Regions from separate parts of the Homo sapiens genome. Here all the other regions are linked to region 2. Evidence: read pairs that join two places in POLR2A ChIA-PET (ENCODE). Cell type or tissue: HepG2. All regions are shown on one strand. Each heading gives the region's core, and the rest is flanking DNA. Links, peaks and the distances in the headings are about the cores only.

Evidence for each region. ChIA-PET counts read pairs that join two places held together with the same protein. Peaks named below come from ENCODE experiments on the same cell type or tissue, not always from the same donor. Only the 100,000 strongest peaks of a DNase experiment are listed, where the experiment ranks them.
Region 1: POLR2A ChIA-PET joins it to region 2 with 10 read pairs; 21 of 35 experiments call an interaction of 5 or more read pairs at or near these places.
Region 3: POLR2A ChIA-PET joins it to region 2 with 12 read pairs; 17 of 35 experiments call an interaction of 5 or more read pairs at or near these places.

Annotation. Positions count from the first base shown.
Region 1 is chr1:234,778,828-234,785,097 of GRCh38, reverse strand. It overlaps LOC124904557 (a long non-coding RNA gene), which reads left to right. Exons shown (of 3, transcript XR_007066954.1): 2 at 4,684-4,793; 3 at 5,534-5,869. Among named protein-coding and RNA genes, the nearest start is that of LINC02961, 22 kb to the right of the region's middle. RefSeq lists enhancers at 3,835-4,438, 4,439-5,044 and a silencer at 5,507-5,705. In HepG2, for the core only: a CTCF peak has its summit at 3,587; a DNase peak (open chromatin) is centred at 3,627; H3K27me3 peaks cover 1,120 bases.
Region 2 is chr1:234,715,830-234,722,099 of GRCh38, reverse strand. It overlaps LOC124904556 (a long non-coding RNA gene), which reads right to left. Exons shown (of 2, transcript XR_007066953.1): 2 at 4,521-6,270. Among named protein-coding and RNA genes, the nearest start is that of LINC01132, 5.1 kb to the left of the region's middle. In HepG2, for the core only: no CTCF peak of the experiment used is centred there; DNase peaks (open chromatin) are centred at 2,479, 2,849, 3,379 and 4,919; H3K4me3 peaks cover 2,874 bases.
Region 3 is chr1:234,639,572-234,645,841 of GRCh38, reverse strand. No RefSeq gene overlaps it. Among named protein-coding and RNA genes, the nearest start is that of LINC00184, 13 kb to the right of the region's middle. RefSeq lists an enhancer at 2,425-2,719 and a silencer at 2,425-2,719. In HepG2, for the core only: no CTCF peak of the experiment used is centred there; a DNase peak (open chromatin) is centred at 2,471.

The DNA.
Region 1 (6,270 bases), core at 644-5,643, 63 kb before region 2:
GTTGCAAAGGTAGGGTCTTGGTTGTGTCTTCCTTCAAGCTGCTTATGAACCAGGGGTGGAGACTAGGAAGTAAGGAACCCTGGAATCAGAGAAGTCAGGAGCAAGCATCTTGTTGGCTTGAGGTTCTCCAGGCACCATAAATCAAGTAGTGCGCATACTAAGAAAACAAGCTGGACAACAAGAGGAGAGCAGGAGGGTCCTTAGGATTGGCTGCTTGTACCATGGCCCCCAGTGGCTCAGTAGAGACAAGGGGAATCCCAGGTAAGTAGACTCCTTCGCTCCCCAGAGAGGAATCTATTGTGTCAATTGCTGGGAAACACGCTCAGTTGAACTGACCCTCTATAGCCGTATGTGCGTGTGGAATCCATTGTTAGGGAAACCATGGTGAGAAGGGAAGTGAGATGCTCTGGATGGGTGCTGAGCTGAGTGCTGATGGAACAGACCTTCCAGAAAAGGTTGCATATTATCCAAGGAAATATCATTGCCTGGAGAGTCCTAGGCTGACTTGCTCTCTTGGGAGCTGATGTTTAGGGAATGGGAGAAGCAGCTGGTTTAAAGCATCAAACAATGTGAAATGAACTTCAGAATCTGCCAAATCCTAAACATTTCTTGCTAAGCACCATTTTTTCTGTATTGTGAACCCATCTGTGCTTCAAAAGCAATTTTGTTTAAATGGCTTCTTCCCCTTACTCCTAATCCTTGGGAAGCTGTAATACACAGGTGGTAAAGGGGACTCCCCAAGAGATGCTCACTAGGACTGCTGTGAGCCAGATACTGGGCTGACACTGCATAGCACCGAGGGTGTGGGAGACCAGAAGTCAGGAGCCTGCATTCTCAGGGGAGGGACTGGATCCCTGCAAGGAAACAAAGTGTGGTGTGTGTGGCTTCATGATCCACTGGCCTAGGTCTAATAGCGGATCTTTTTGCAAATTTATTTTTTTCTTTTCTTTTCTTTTCTTTCTTTTCTTTTCTTTTTTCTTTTCTTTTCTTTTCTTTTCTTTTCTTTTCTTTTCTTTCTTCCTTCCTTCCTTCCTTCTTTCCTTCCTTCCCTTCTTTTTTCTTTCTTTCTTTCCTTGCTTTTTTTTTTTTTTTGATGGAGTTTTGGTCTTGTCACCCAGGCTGGAGTGCAGTGGTGTGATCTTGGCTCACTGCAACCTCTGCCTCCCGGGTTCAAGCGATTCTCCTGTCTCAGTCTCCTGAGTAGTGGGGACTACAGGCAGGCAACACCAAGCCTGGCTAATTTTGTATATTTGGTAGAGACAGGGTTTCACCATGTTGGCCAGGCTGGTCTCAAACTCCTGACTTCAGGTGATCCTGACCTTGGCTTCCCAAAGTGCTAGGATTCCAGGCGTGAGCCACCGCACCTGGCTTGCAAATTTCTATTTCTAATTGAGCCAGCATTTCTTCCCAAAGGTTCACTGGAAAATCACTGACATGAAGAAGATTGATTAATAGGAAAAAAGGCATACACATTTATTTAATGTGTATACACAGGAGCCTTCAGAATGAAGACCCAAAGATAGAGGGGAAATTGTCCACTTTTACACTTAGGTTCAAGACAGTATGGATAGTCACATAGAAATATGACTGGACAAAAAGGGTCTGATGGAATGCTAGACTAGACTGAGTAGAAAGCGCAGCAAGGCCTGTCTGCCTAGATTCTTCCAGGCATCCATGCCGCATTCCTTCCTTCTGGGTATGGGACAGGATCCTTTCTGGAGTGGGGGTCTTATGACCTACAGTCAAATAAGATAGGTTAGATGAGGTCTTTATGGCCAGTTTTTACACAGAAAGGTGGAAGGAAAGCTAGAGTTGTATTTTAGGTTTTATGGCTGGCTTTGGGGAAAAGGGGTTCTGGTTTTTATATCCGCCTTGGGGAAGAGGGATTCTGGTTTCTATGGCTGGCCTCGGGGAGAATGAGGGGCAAGAGATAGGAGGGCAGGAGAAGATCAGAGAAAAACTTTTGCTTCTGAGGCTAAGCCTTCCTTTTGGGGTATTGTTTTCTGAGTCCCAACACTTGTTATTTGGAACAACTCATTAGAATGTAGGGACTGGGGCTATGTCATGTATTAACATCTCCCAGGGAGCTGTCAGCCTCCCTCAGCAAATGCTTCCTGAATGCATGAATGAACCAATGAGTGTTGGCCATGCAAAGTCAGTAGTTTTCTGCCAACCCCATGAGTTCCACCAGTCGTCTCCAGAGATTCCTTGCAAAGAACTTGGTACTGGGGCATGTACTTATAATGTCTCCTTCTTTTTCCTTCTATTCTATCATCCTGTGTCTTGTCCAGCCTCCAGGAGTTCAGTGAGAAAGGAAACACACACACACACACTACAAAAACCAGGAGAAAAAAACCATTAAAAAATCCCACTGTAGGAAGATTCTGCTGCCTCTAGACTTTAGGAAAGCCGCTGACCTAATTCATTTGCTATGGTGGCTTTTTCATCCTCAGGACTGGTGCTGCCTGTGTAGTTCAGCCTGTGAAGGCTCCCTTTCAAGTAGGCCAGCTGCATGGTATTCTGGACTTACAATGTGCAGGGCAGATGTAGTGTCCCCTTGAAATACACTTAACGGTGGGCAACAAAATCCAAAAGCAAACCCCCACAAATATCTAACTTAAAAAAAAAGAACTTTCTAGATCTCAGTCCTCATCTGGATACTTCATTAGGATCCTGAGACATCTGGGGACCAGCGATGGAAAGAAGGAAAGAGACTTCCATATGTTGAGAGCCTATTATATGCCTGCATTGTGCTAAGCCCTTTCCCATATGTTATCCAATGTAATCCCCCACAAAAGCCCTGCCAGAGTGGAATTATTCTTCTCATTTTACAAATAAGAAAACAGTAGCTCGGAGATGCTAAGTTACTCGCCCAAGGTCACATAGACGGTAAGTGGTAGATGCTGATTTGAATCCAGACAGTGTCATTATCAAGGGGTGGTTTGGGAGGCTTTCGTTGTAACCATCATCTGTAGCAGCCCCCTTCTCCACAATTATCCCAAATAAACACACAATCTAAGTCGGAAGAGCCTACAGGAGGCAAAAATGTAGCTTCAATATGTGCTTCCCTGTCATCTCCCTTTCATTGAGATTATTGCTGCCCCAAATCCTGTCTACACAGACATTCTGGAGTCCGTACTAAATCAAGATTTGTCTGGCTGCAAAGACCATGTTCTGTCCAACACAACCAGGATGCCTCTTCTCTTAGATTCCTACCAAGAAGACCTTGCTTCTTGAAACCCTTACCTAGAAGAGCCAATGAATCAGTGTAGGATTTCCCTAATGGTGGCTGGCACCATAGGTTCCAAAATGTCACCACCAGCTCTAAGTCATCAGCCCTTTAAACGCCTCCACACATCCCGGGGTATACTGACGCGAGGAGTCACAGTGGGTAAGCATCACTAGGTTGCAGAAGCACTGGGCTAATGGTGTGGATGAGGGTTTCAATTTACTTGGAAACATCCACGGGCCAAGGTTCAGTTCATTTTAGGTTTCGACTAAGTTTTTCCAGGCTCTAAATGTAGAGAGCAGGGGTGTTTAAAGTGACTGTCCTGACACAGGCTGTTCCCTAGGGGCCACTCTAGCTTCCTTCTTGGAAGTGTGATGTGGGTCCAGAGTTCAGGCCAGCCACGGTCTTGGATTCCAGATGGGAGTTCATTTTTAGAGACCAAATGGTCATAAGTGAACATGTCATCTTGGGCTAGCTGGAAAATACAAACACCAGCCCAGAGTCCAGGAATTCAGGATTGTAAATAGGTGAAAGCACCCTTCACCTTCTCTCCTCCTTCCCTCAAGGTGGTTCACATACAACTATTAGCAATTGACATTCATAGCTCTTGTACTTCACAGTATTTTCATGCCTGGGACTCTGTTTTGATCCCTGCAAGTACAGTGTTATGATACTCCTTTTATGGATGATGAATTGGAGACACCAAGAGGTTCAGAGCTTCTTCCAAAGTCATAGAGCCAGTGAGTTGTGAAGACGAGGGGCTCAGTCTTCCGATTCATGCAAAGGGTTGATGTGACATTTTCAGAGCCTAGTTCTAGCTTCATTGTGCTGGAAAGTGGTCTTGGCCTGAGGACAGCAGGGTGCTTCAGAGTCCAGTCTGATGCCCTTTGGCAGCCACACACCCTCCTGTGAAGGCACCACAAATTCCTTGGGAGGGAGACGCGTTCCAGATGTGTATGCCGCCTCTAGAGAAAACGTGGCTTCTTCTGGTGAGCCACATGCAAGGTGTCTCGCTGGCCACTGTGAAGTGGGGAGAGACGCCTGGAGCAAGCCATGATCTCTGCCAGCACTGGAATCACCAACATCCTTGAGCTTCCTTCAGTCTGATGCAGAACCTGAGGACGTGGCCATCTCTTGGTGGTGTTCTGGGAAAGCAGGAAGTCTTCAGACCTGATTGTCTTCAGATTTCAGCCATGGGCTCCCTGGTGAGCCATCTCAGGGGTATAGGAAACATGGATGCCGCCCCGGAGGCAGCTCTCAGGTATGCATCCCCTGGTGGCCCGGGCCTCTCCGGGGCTGGTGGCTCAGGCTGGAGGGACAGGCACTGAATGAGGCTGTGTACTAGATTTCTCCCCTTTCCACATGCTGGTCTTACTGAGGCAGGTTCAGGGGGTGCTCTGAGGGACAGAATGCTGTAGGGGACAAAGAAAAAAATCCCCCTTCTTCCTCTGAAGGTTTGCTGAAAAATCAACTCACAAAAGGAGATTAATTGGAATAAAGGCATACAGATCAATATGCGCATGGGGGAGAACCGTGGAGTGATTACCCCACCATCTGCATTGAGGTATAGAAGCTTACATCCCATCCTACAGTTACAGAGAGAATGGGGGCTCAGAGCATGGCCCAAACCAGACTATGGTGGAACAGCAGGTTATGGAGGCAAGATAGGTTATTTGGGGGGAAGAAAGGGAGTCGTGGCTAACAAAGGTGATCTTGTTATGCAGAGGAAATCCCACAGATAGCAGCCCTCAAAGAGAACAGATGATAATTCTTTTTTTTTTTTTTTTTTTTTTTTTTTTTTTTTTTTTTTTTTTTTTAAGATGGAGACTTGCTCTGTCGCCCAGTCTGGAGTGCAGTGGTGCCATCTCAGCTCACTGCAACCTCCGCCTCCCGGGTTCCAGTGATTCTCCTGCCTCAGCCTACTGAGTAGCTGAGATTACAGGCATGTGTCACCATGCCTGGCTAATTTTTATATCTTTAGTAGAGATGGGTTTCACCATGTTGGCCAGGCTGGTCTCAATCTCCTGACCTCAGATGATCTGCTCATCTCGGCCTCCCAAAGTGCTGGGATTACGGGGATAATCCTTTTTTAGACCTTTAAACATGTCAGACTCTTGGTTAATCTTTCCTAGATCTGGACAAGGGAAGGTCTTGGAGAAGGCCTGATTGCATCTCTGCAGATGCAAATCTCCCCCACGAAAGACAGCTCTTCAGGGAATCTTCTGTTTGCTGGCTCTCTGAACAACCTTCTCAAAAGATGTCAATGACCTATGTTTTCTATTGAAATATTTTTATTTCTTCCAGCGCAATCTGGGATCTCAGGGGCTGACAGCAGAGAAGTTACCTGAAGGCGCAACAAGCAGTGGTCCCTGTAGGCAGAAGCTACCTGGTGCCCCAGTGATGTGGGAGGCCCTCAGTTCCTGCGCTTCTTGCTGCCTGGGCACATGTTCCCGGAGGATGGCAGGACCTCCTGGCCTCTCCCCTGTCTACCCGCCAGAGCTCTGCTTCTTAAGATAAGACCACCTCTTTCCTCCAGCCAATGTGCTGCTCTTCTGACTTCAAAACACTTGCACTTCCAGGGCTCAACGTACAGTGAGTTCTCAAGGATTCGGTGAATAAATGTACAAATGTCTCCCGTTACAGCTGCCACATTCAGTGGGGTAGGTCTTATGATCATTTCTCTGAGGAAGGGTGCTGTGCTCATGGTCTCAGTCTGCAAATTGCAGACTGAGAATCCAACGAAGGCACCTGCTCTCTGCCCCCGCACCCCCCCACCGGCCCCAAGGCTGACCCTCTCCTCCCCTGGTATCAGCTCGAAGCATTGTTGGAGTCCCCAGGGACCCGGATGCTTCCCTGTGTGCCCTGTCTTTGAGGTGCCCGCCATCTCAAGTCAAGACACACAGCAGGGTGTGAGAGGCCAGGGAGCCCATGGGAATTCCAGGGGATGCTCTCAGCGTGTTTTGTGAGGAACGACTGGCTCACCTAGTCAGGCCTGGGACAAAATATCACCTGCTGAAGGATGATTGGCTGTGGCGCTGGCC
Region 2 (6,270 bases), core at 473-5,472:
GGAATGACCCAAAGAAGGAAAAGGAAGGTGTGTTTGTGTGAATTTCAATCAGCAATTGGTTCAGAGTCAAGAAGAGCTGTTTTGCCTTCCGTGAGGTCTGTCTGAAGGTGCCTTTCAGCTCTGAGCTGCCCGAGCATTCTTGGGCTGAATCTGCAGTCAACCGGAGCCCTAGGCCTGCCGCTCCCCCGTGGGTTAAAATCACTCCCACAGATTTGCTGGCTGGCCTTAGAGCAAATGGGGATAGTGGGTTGGCTCAGGTTTTGCATTAACTCGTCTGATATTTTCCACTGCAGCCTCCCATTCTGTGATAAAGCTAAGTTGCTAGGAAAGCTTTATGTAACACCCACCCAGCCTCAGCTTCTCAGAGAAGCAAGTGTTGTTTCCAGAGTTCCCCATAAACCTGGCAGCACATCAAAACCTCTGTTTCATAACAGACTAGAAATAGGATTTTCTAATAACATTCCAAGGACTGGACTTATCGTGCAGGGATCTGCACTTTTATGAATTGTTAATGGTTAACTAAACAAAGACCCCCAGCATACCCAACCTGCTATCTCTGGGGTCAGGATGGGAAGGGAAGTTGGAAGAATGTGGTTTCTACATCCACAATCTGTTGGTTAGTGACCCAGGGCCCTTTTCAAAGAATTTGCTCAATAATCTCAAACATATTGGAGGATCTTATTCATGTTTTTAAAAAAGAAAAAACTACCTCCTTCCTGCTTCTCCCTTCATTCATGGAGAATGTGGTTTCCTTTTATTTTGTTGCCAGACACACTGACAGTTATGGATTTAACCCCCAGCTTTCCTCTGGGAGAGGGCAGCTTTCTTCCAGACACACCTAGATTTGGGGGATCCAAATATCTTCATGCAATAGACAAACCACACATTTCATACTCCCCTCCCAGAATCGTGGGTTGACAGAGTGATTACAGAGAGAAGGGAGCATGAGGTTGCCACGTCCCTCCTCCCTCACACCCATGTGCTCCTCCCGAGATGCGGTCCACCCCATCTCATCCGATTCTGGTTTAGATTATCACAGGGATGGGAGTTCCCTCGAAAAGGCCATTTGCAGCCTATTTAGATGTCACTTAAGAAACTTCTTCCTAGGATTCCAACGGCATGTCCCTTTGTTCCGTGTCGTCACGTTGTCCCCGCTGGCGTGGCGGTTCCTCCCTTCCTGGCTCTTCCCTGCCCTCCTTGTGCAGTAAGCACGTGGGCATCACTTCAAAGCAAAAGGAGCCCTTGTCCATCACTGTTGAGGTGAGGAGGACCATCACCAAAGCCCCAGGACAGGGTAACTGTGGAAGGCAGGGGCTCAGCATTAGCAAGGCTGACCTTAGGGACAGCCTGATGGCAGGTAGCTGCCTCTGGGCGAGCATGAGCTGCCTTAAGAGGATACTGTTGTGTGGGCTCTCCCTCACTCCTTCCTATGACCCCCCATGCCCTCAACATTCTTCCCTGGGTGCGCTCTCTGGGCTCACCTGGACAATCCATGGGAGCACCTCATTTCCCTGACCAAGACCTAAGCTTTCGTCCAGCTAGAACTGCTCTGCCCCTTCCCTGCACGGCCCTCAGCTCTGCGCACCCTGTAATGTCCCTTTTTTTCAGCTTAATTATCATCTCTCCCTCGCCCCAATCTCCTCAAATAATTCTGCTTGGTAAATCTCTTCTAGCTTCTTGCTTTGGAATATTGGCTCCCAGAGGTTCCAACTGTGGCCTTTCCAGGGCAGGTCTTACGTGGTCATTTCTTCCGTGGCTGTCCACATAATTTCCTCCATCCAACTGGCGTTTGCAACATCTTCCCATTTAGTTTCATTTGAATTTGATTTACCAGTTTCTTACCCTTTCTTCTGGATTATTAGTAAACATGAAAAAGGAAAGGCTCCCCTCTCACCAGGGCTGTCCCTTGTGTCCAGCTGAGCCCTCAGGAAGAAGCCCCATTCCCCATGACCTGCACACCAGCCCTCGATGTGAAACGACTCCAAGGAAACTGCAGTCAGAGTGGGCTTCCCTCACCAGGCTGAGATTTCATATCCTTGAGATCAATTTAGTGCCTGGACACCTGGTTGCTATGGGGATGGTTGTCATGAAAAACACACCAATCTGTAGAGAGATATAAAATGGATCCCGGTGGTACACACTCGGGCATTAGCTTTGAGAAATGGCTTGCTGCTTATCACTTTCTTTTGTGGACACAGTGCCTCTGCTTTTCAAATTCAACCTGGGTGACCTTCTTAGAACCAGGCCAACACAAATCCATTTTCAGTTATTTCCTAAGGGACAATCAAGGGCTTCCCCAAATGCCAGATGCCCCCTGTCTTCCTGTCCCGAGCTGAGTCAGCTGAGAAGAAGAGGACATTCTTTTCTGGCACGGTTTGTTCTTTACTGACTGCCATTGATCCATTAGCAAAACAGCAGGCAGAACAAAAATACTGACCCTGACAACGCTTCAGATCAGGTGGCTCCGATGAGTGACAGATGTTAGCAGGAGACCTTGGATGCACTGCCCAGTTTGCAGGGGCAGAAGCTGAAAGGGACACCAGAGACCAATTCAGGACACAGCATAAACCTGCATCAGGACTGGGTGATTCAGCAAGGTGTTAGCTCAGGGCTGGGTAATTCAGCAAGAGACACTGAAAAGATGTATAGGGGTGTTCATTAACCTTACCTCCTCTCCCTCCACATTCTCAAAACTTGCATTTGGTTACTACTTGCTGAAGGTCTGTTTCTCCCTTGGTCTGGCTTATTTGCAGAAACCAGTAAAACATTTCATGCATCTCTCTTGGGCATAGACCTAGACTCCACGGCTCTGGAAGGGTAAAGGGGCAGACACTGGTTCATTTTGCAATTCACAAAGAATAGCTGGAGGCCTTCTGACATTTGCTCGGGGTAAGGGTTGAAAGAGTGGTTTGGTGTTCCGATTTTAAGCTGTGCCATTGGCTAAGTGTAACTTGGAGTAGGCAAATGGGGAAAATTAACTACAGCAATAGTCACGTTAGGAATGCAGGCAAGGTCTACCTCTGAAATGGTTCCTAGCGCTAGTGGGACTCCCTATCTGAAAACCTGCGTTAAATACATTCTTTCTTTTTGGGGGAATATGTCTGAATTCTTAAAAATGGGTCAGAACTTAGTCACTGACTTGGTGTTTCATCTTCAGCAATTCCTTTGACTACTCAATGCCTCAATGTCCTTCTTTATTACCGAGAGAAGTGATTTTGCTTCTGTTTCATACCAAAAAGAGTTTTAAACATCTTTCGCTTTGGTCAGTCCTATCACATTGCTGCTGATAGTGGAGGTAAAGACCAGACTCAGATGAATGTAAGAATGTGAGAACAATGAATGCATTTATCATGCACAATGTTAGTATAAGGTGCTGTACAATGTTAGAATGTGTTCTTAGTACTCCCTGTAGACTGAGTGGTTATGAAGTCCCGCCGTGGTGTTCCAAATTCTTCAGCTAGTTCCACTAACTACACTGGGCTACTGTTATTTTGACCTCTCATTTGCATATCTTCAATTTCTCTAAATACTCCTTTAACCCTTCCTTATCAATAGTTTATTGACTGCATCCTCCCAATCATTCTTACCTCTTATCTTTATTTTTCTCATTTAAGCTAATTTTTTAAAAGCAGTTTAAAAGCTCAGCTAATTTAGTCATTTCCCTTGCAACACCCTACTCCTTCATTAATGGACCTAGTTTCTCTTTTTCCACACTTTTCCCCCGGCACACACACACACACACACACACACACACACACACACAAAAGCAAACATGTTTATAAAAACACACCTTCTTCCCCTTAGTTACTTTGGCTGGCATTAAATCATTCCGCCTTTTTTTTTTTTCTCTCCTGCCCCCATATTTTTCCTAAACACGTTAACTTGGCCTTGGTGTTCTTTCTCATTCTCCTCCCCCTGTGTCTCCATTTCTTGAACAACTTCAGGAGAGTGTTGCTCTTTTGATTTTTTTCCCCACCCTAGCCCAGCTGAAAGCTCAGGGAACACTTCTTGCTTGCTATTTTTTATCCTGTTTTCATGGGACCTGGAGTCTCAGCCCTGCAATTATAGCCTCTTTCATGTTATCTTTCTCCCAAGGCAGCAGCTCACATCCTGGCAAGTGACACAATGGCAGTGTGGGTCTTGACTTAGCTTTCATACCTTTTGTTTCAGAATGCAGGATTTCCTTATGGTTTGTTTGGGCTTTTAAAAAAGCTTATTTACTGATCCTGAGAGGTGCCAGATTTACAACCCGGAAGAATAAAGGCCAAGTTTCTATGTGCCTGGAAATACTCCATCATGTCCAGGCCACTGTGATGTTTTGGGCCAACCTAGAGGCTGATTTGATGGCTGTGGGTTCTACCCTGTTGTCGCCAAAGAGGGGCTGCAAAAACAGTCCAGACCACAGCTCACTGTGCCTCGTGTTGCAAAGAGAGGACAGGGTGAGGAATTCAGACCAGGATAATGTCTGAAAATGGGGAGAACGCTGATTACATTTTAAAACTACAGTCTTGTTTATACTCTGGTAGTCAACACTAATCATTTATTTGTTTAAATTAAGCTCCCTCGCCTTAATTAAAATTTGCAATGTGATTTTTAAAAATTTATCCAACTGTGTTTAAACCTCACATTCCTAGATTTTGTACCAAGGCCCTATCTTTATACAATAATTTCAATACAATACAGCATTTTCCCAAACAAATACTTAAATGGAGACATGAGGTCTTTTTAGGAGAGAGGATATGTGACCTTCATGGTGGAATCACAGACGGGGCCTTAAGCATGAGGACGTTGTAGGTTTACTCAGTAATCTCCAACCAACGGTGTCTGTTTTTTTTCCTTGAGGCCAAGGGTAACGTCGTTGCCTGAGAAGCACTGGAGGAGAGGCAGGAACACAGATTTGTCGAGAGCACTTACATGTGTGCACACACCGTAACAAAGGGCAGGCTTGTTGTACGGCCACATCACGGAGCCAGGGGACGTGCCTCGGGAAGATGAAATGTCAGTACTGTCTCCATAGCACAGAGCCCAGCTCTATACCAGAGCAGTTACGGAGCTCGGGTCTGGGTGATTTCAGAGGCCCTGATCCGAGTAACTTTCCTAATAAGTCTGACGCTGTGTTCCAGATTTGTACTTTATGTTTACTCCTTGCATCAAGACAGTGTCTCTGGAAGTTTCTTTTTAAAACTTTTTCTTCCCCTCAGAACGCTACATCCTCTGCCTGAAGTGACGGTCTCAGCCAGCCCATGAGCCTTGACAGCGCATTGTTGGAGTTTGGAATCAACTGCCGCCTTTTCATGGATAACTTCCTGAATCTGCAGTTAAAATTTCATTTTTTTCTGGGTGCCCCGAGTAAAACACCCTCTGTTAAAGATTTATCACTTCCGCTGTATTTCAGCTGCCTGTGGGCATCCCTCAATGGTGAGCTCCGTGACAGCAAGGACTGTGTCTTTGTCCTCCAGATCACGATTCATGCTAAACACTGCTCTGTCCAGAATTTATTGTTTTGTATTTTGACGTCTCTGTCCAGATGTCTCTCTGGGATCACAGACGGAGAGCTCTTTGAGCACATGGACTTTGTCTTGTTTATCTTTATAGCCCCAGTGCTGAACAGACTGTCACACCGAAGGTGCTCACGGGCCTGCCGGACGATTGAAGTTGTACAACCTGCAGACAGAGGAGCTAAGTGTCCACACGGCCCTCCCTGCTCTTTCCATTCTATGTAGCTATCTTGCTGGCACCATTTACTCCTTTCTTTCTTTCTTTTTTTTTCTTTTCTTGAGACAGAGTCTCTAGCTGTCGCCAGGCTGGAGTGCAATAATGGCATGATCTCGGCTCACTGCAACCTCTGCCTCCCGGGTTCAAGTGATTCTCCTGCCTCAGCCTCCCGAGTAGCTGGGATTACAGGCATGCGCTACCACGCCCAGCTAGTTTTTCTATTTTTAGTAGAAACAGGGTTTCACTATGTTCACCCGGATGGTCTCGATCTGTTGACCTCGTGACCCGCCTGCCTCAGCCTTCCAAAGTGCTGGGATTACAGACGTGAGCCATGGTGCCCAGCCACTCCTTTCTTACTCCTTTTTAGTCCAGTGAAATCTAGCTAGCTTCTCCCTTACCCGTAATTGTTTCATTGTAACTTATTCTTGCTGAGATTACTAGAGCTATATTTAGACCTCCTAAATAGTATCATCCACTGCCTACAGTCCTTTGGACTGTATTCAGTTCGTGTGACCCCTCCCTCGCATGGAAACTCTCTCTTGCCTTAGTTTTTAT
Region 3 (6,270 bases), core at 588-5,587, 76 kb after region 2:
TAATTGCAAACAATGCCGTAATCTACTACAGTAACCACTTGGCAACTTCCCAAAATATTGAGGAACTTAAGGGCACATTTTTTTTTCTGGATCTACATTTCTATCCATTCATTGAAGGGTAGAACACAGGCAGTTCCTCAATCCTGGCATGCATAACCTACAGGAAAGGAAAGTCATCACTGTGAAGGATATTGAACTGAGCCCAACATCTGCTAAAAGATCACAGATTTTGAAATTTTAAAAAACAAATGCTGAACCTCATTATTACAACACTAGGGTTAACAAAGGATTGCCATAGTTTACTCAGCATTATCCTGGCAACTTCATTTCACTAGTGTCCAATTTTGTTTTTAGTTTCCTGGGATTCAAAACCAAAAGAAGGGAAAGGAGTGGCAAACATTCATGGTAACACTCGTATAATGCTCTAAAATTTATTTAAATAGCACTTCCACATTCACAGTAATTGCAGAAGTGATGAACACAGTTAAGAAGGACATGCTCTCCTTGGGGAATTAGAAGTAGGAGAGGCAGGATAATATTTGCTTTTATATGAGAAGTAAAATTATATTGTAGGGACCTAAATCATTGCAGGTATCTGTTTATGACATTTGTTGGAAAAAACTGGGACAGGATACTGTTTTCCTTCCTTTAATAATTTTAAATCACCTCCTACATGACAGGCGCTGTGAGATGAATATCTCATACTTACATATACACGCGCCTATTATTTCCACATCTCTGATTTTTCCCTGTACCCAGGGATTTACTTCTAGTCATAAAAGATGGCTTACCTTAGATTTCCTGCCATAAAGCTCCTTCCCTTTATACTAAGTCTTACTTTCTACAGTTGGCTTAAGAGACACATTTTATAATGAGAAAGCTAAAATGGAGTCTTTTTAAAGACATGCCCAAGACACACATAATAGCAAGATGACTACTTCATTCCTTAATTTGTGGTCCATTGAGATGACTGATTGACATATAGATAGTCAGACAGATCAGTAGATACATAAATAGCTACATGGATGAAAGACAGATGATAAAGAGAGAGAGAGATGAAACACAGACGATAGAGAGAGATGAACAGTTTCTCACCCTTGGTGTACGAAGTGAGGAAGTCAAGGTAAAACAATGGCAAGCACTATGCCTCGGTCATAGTACCCACTTCAAATTGGAGAGCATGGTCAAGTCAACCTTCTAGAAAGAAACAAGAGCCGTGTCAACTTTGTCATTCAAATAAATGTCCACTATGAATACTGTGCCTTCTTAAAGAACTTGGAGCTCAACATTTTGACATTTCATATAGTAGCTAGCACATTATGACCATGTAGTAGATGTTATAGTGAATTGTGTCCCCCAAAATTCATATGTTGAACCCCTAACCCCACTAACCTCAGAATGGGACTCTATTTGGAGACGGGGTCTTAAAGAGGTAATTAAGTTCAAATGAGGTCATTGCTGTGAGCCCTAATCCTATACGACTGGTGTTTTTTAAGGAGAGGAAATTAGGATACAGATGCACTCAGGGTGAAATCCGTGTAAGGTGAACTGGTGAAGGTGGCTATCTATAAGGCAAAGAGAAAGGCCTCAAGAGAAACCAAGCCTGATGGCACCTTGATCTCAGACATCTAGCCGCCAGAATTGTGAGAAAATAAGTTTCTATTGTTTAAGCCACTGAGTCTAGGGTACTCTGTTATAGTAGCCCTAGCAAACTAATATAGTAAATATTTAAAAAATCAGCTTCTCTTCAATTTATTTGGAAAAAAAGAGACAGTATTACCAATACTTACATTTATGTAGTAAGGCAGCATGGAAAATGGGTATATACTTGCTTTTGTCTGGGCCTGGGTTCAACTCACTGGCTCTACCACTCTCTAGCAATGCATGTAACCTTGGACAAATTACTGAATCTCTTTGTGCCTCAGTTTGCAGATCTGTAAAATGGGGTAATAATAGTACTTATCTCACAAAGTTGTTAGGAGGAATAAATGAATTAATAATATTTGAAAGCACTTAGAATAGTGCTTAACACATTGTGACCAATGCATAAATATGAAATACAACAGTTGGAAAGTATTGTGAAATCCAGTCTATAAAATCCTTTTAAATTCTAACAATTAAAAAAACATGTAAGTGTATTCTTATTACAGTGAGAAAATATGTCACAGCATTCAGAGTTTCTAGTCTGTTTAGTAGAAGGGTTATTGGGTTGAGTTTGCATTTTGGGGAAGAGGGAATGTGCTCTAACGACGAAGATGGTCATGACCCATGCACCCTGATGTCAGTGATTGTGAACCATTTCCGGAGAGGATTTTAACATTTGCCAAAGCTTTCACGCTTACTGGCTTTCCCCGCAACATTCATTGCCATGAGAACCATGGAGAGGGTACAGAATGTGTGCTGAAAAATGTTCACAGGTGCTATTTGCACATGACTTGCTGTAGGACGGGGGTAAACACAACTTGGTTTCTACTGGTCAAACTTTAACTCAAGATAAACTTGCTGACTGTGAAGTGTACCGCGTGATTGTTCAGTGTGTGACAGCAAACATAAACAGTCGGGGGAGCGGGGGCGTCCCAGGGTCCAGGGACCAGTGTGTGTGTCTTTCAGGAAGGCCAGCCTGGCTGCAATCTGCTCTGGTCGGGCGGCACCCCGCAGCTTGCCTCTGCTTGTGGGTTGTCAATGGGGAACATCACATGGTTGACTGTGAATGTGTTTGGGGACTTAGAGCTCCCAGCCCACTGATTTTTAATACTCATTATGGTTTCTGCTTGGAAATCCTGAAGGACTGGCAACTGCCTAGATAGCAGTTTTGACCAATAGAATCTTAAACAGAAATGACCAGTCATGGAAAATGAGTTTTTTAAAAATTAACTTAAAAAAATTTTAGACTCAGGGTATACTTGTGCAGGTGTGTTAGAAGGGTATATTGCATAATGCTGGGGTTTGGGCTGCTATTGAATCCATCACCCCAATAGTGAACATAGTACCCAATAGGTAGTTTTTCAGCCCTTACCCCACTCCCTTTGTCTCCCCTTCTGGAATCCCCAGTGTCTACTGTTTCTGTCTTTATGTCCACGTATGCCTATTGTCTAGCTCTCATTTATAAGTGAGAACATGACATTTGGTTTTCTGTTTCTATGTTAATTCACTTAGGATAATGGCATCCAGCTGCATCCATATTGTTGCAAAGGACATGATTTTATTCTTTTTTAGGGCTGCATAATATTCCATGGTACCACATTTTCTTTATCCAGCCCACCAGGAATGGGCACTTAGGTTGATTCCATCCTCTTTGCTATTGTGACTAGTGCAACTATAAACATCTGAGTGCAGGTGTCTTTTTGACATAACGATTTCTGTTCCTTTGGGTAGTTACCCAGTAGTGGGGTTGCTGGGTCAAATGGTAGTTCTATTTTTAGTTATTTGAGAAATCTCCATACTGTTTTCCATAGGGGATGAACTAATTTACATTCCCAATAACAGTGTATAAGCATTCCTTTTTCTCCACATCCTTGCCAGCAGCTGTAATTTATTGATTTTTTTTTTTTTTGAGACGTAGTCTTGCTCTGTCTCCCAGGCTGCAGTGCAGTGGTGTGATCTCAGCTCACTGCAACCTCCACCTCCCAGGTTCAAGTGATTCTTCTGCCTCGGCCTCCCGAGTGGTTGGGACTACAGGCACACGCCACCAGGCCTGGCTAATTTTTGTATTTTTAGTAGAGACGGGGTTTCACCATATTGGTCAGGCTGGTCTTGAACTCCTGATCTCGTGATCCGCCCACCTCGGCCTCCCAAAGTGCTGGGATTACAGGCTTGAGGCACCACCCCCAGCCTATTGACTTTTTAATAGCCATTCTCACTGGTGTGAGATGGTATCTCATTGTGGTTTTAATTTGCATTTCTCTGATGATTAGTGATATTGAGTATTTTCTCATATGTTTGTTGGCCACTTGCATGTATTCTTTTGAGATGTGTCTATTCATGTCCTTTGCCCACTTGGAAAATGAGTTTTATAAACCAATTGGGAAAAGAGGAAAGTGTCATCAATAGGGAGATAGCACCTGAGATAGATTTTGGAGGATATGACTTCTCTGAGATCAAACTTGCCTTTGATACACTGGGAACATTTTTATGAGCATAAAAATTCTAAAAGAGACTTGAAATATTTTTCTCTCATGTCATTTCAATCCATGGAGCTATTAAAATTTTCAAAACTTCAGGGCAAGAAAGATATATATCATCCGAATGTAAGCATTTGAGTAAGCAATCTCTGCCAGGGGTGGGGCGGGTAGGTTGACAATACTTAATATATATTTTTATTTACATAGAACTGAGCCATTGCTAGCCTCACATATCTAGAAAATAGCTTAGAAACAATGAATTTTTTAAAAAATAAAACAACACTTGAGAGACGCTTTTCTTATGCTTTTCTCAGAGAAGAACCAGCCCTCAGTTCCTGACTTGAAAAGCATTTATGTTTATTGCACACATATCCTTAACCAGTGTGAGTTTCTCTATGCCCACAGCAATTTAGAAATAGAAAATCAGCATTAGGGAGAAGGCTTTGCATAGTCTTGCACACTAACAAGAGGTAACTGCTGATGGCCCAAAGAAGAGAGCAACAGAAAAAAAATGTAAAAAACAGACAGGCACAAGAATTCCAAAAGGCACAGTAATTTGGGACCTCTCAGGTGTGCAGGCAAATATTTCTCTCCCTCTCTCTTTCTCTCTCTCTCTCTCTCTCTCTGTGTGTGTGTGTGTGTGTGTGTGTCTTTCTCTCTCACTTCTCTCTCTCTCTCCCCCCAACCATGGCCTAAACCTATTATTTTTTATCCGATAGCAGTGAAATCAGTTCTTTTTGTGATAATGTTACAACCAAGAAAAGAAAAAAATAAGAAGTTAAATAAAGTTCCTCCACTCTTTAAGAAAGCAGGGGCGGTTGAGTTACATTTTAGAAAGTGTTCTGCCAAAATCTTCTCTTTTGTTCCTTCTTTATTCCCTTCCTCCCTCCATTCCTTTTTTCTTTTTCTTTCTTTCTTTCTTTCTTTCTTTCTTTCTTTCTTTCTTTCTTTCTTTCTCTTTTCTTTCTTTCTTTTCCTCCCTCCCTCCCTTCCTTCCTTCCTTCCTCCCTCACTCTCCCTCTCTTTCTTTCTCTTTCTTTCTTTCCTTCCCTTCCTTCCTTCCTTTCTCCCTCCCTCCCTCCTTCTCTCTCCCCCTTTCTTTTTTCTCTTTCTTTCTTTTTCTTTCTTTCTCTCTTTCTTTTTCTTCTTTCTTTCTTTCTTTCTTTCTTTTTTCTTTCTTTCTTTCTTTCTTTCTTTTTCTTTCTCTCTCTCTCCCTCCCTCCCTCTCCTTCCTTCTTCCCTCCCTCTCTGCCCACCTCCCTTCTTTCCTTCCTTCCTTTCTTTCTTTTGGTGCTTTGAAGGACCAGCTCTTACTTGCCTAGAACTCAGCAATCCAGAATGGCTACAAAGCAAGCTGAGATTTTATGGTGTTTGTGCCATCATTTGCCAGTATATAGATGTGGGATTACACACTGTGTGATCAATGTTAGTTCCTATCCTTTAAGAATCGTCTCATGATTTTTAAGTTCCTGAACAGCCGAACGATTGTTGAAGATACTGTTACTTGAAAGGAAAAGAAATAAGGAGAAAAAAAATGAATGGAGGGAATTGTTAGATGATATGTTAGAACAAACATGACATCATCAACATAGTGGGAGGGTAAAAGGGAGTTCCCTTAAGGCACAAACAAAATTTCACCGTCCCATTTATTTTTACTTTTAGTTTAGTTCACAGACTTCAGAACCTGCTCATTATCACCAAATGCTCTTTCAAATGATGAAGTACTGAAAGAAAAACCTAAGTCACCTCCACATATGATATATAAGAAATGTTGGCACATCCAGATCTTCCTAAGGAAAGAGGGTTTGACTACAGCAATGTTGAATGCAAGCCTTATCAATTGCATCCTTCCTTCCTTCTTCCCACTCATAATACACACATATGCCCCTTGTATGTTAGGAACATTGTACTGGAGGGAATGTATAAAAACTCTAAGTTAATTCTTTTCTGAGGGCTTGCTATCAGCCAGGTACAGGGTTAAAGTACAAATACTTGATTATCACTTGACCACACCCTTGTGAGGAAACTGATGCTCAAGAAATTTAAGTAAAGTTTCTGAAAGACACACAGCTTGCAAACAACAGAGATGGGATTTAAAACAAGGTTGTTTATTAACCACTGGGCTCCACTACCTGCCAATGGGGTGTAA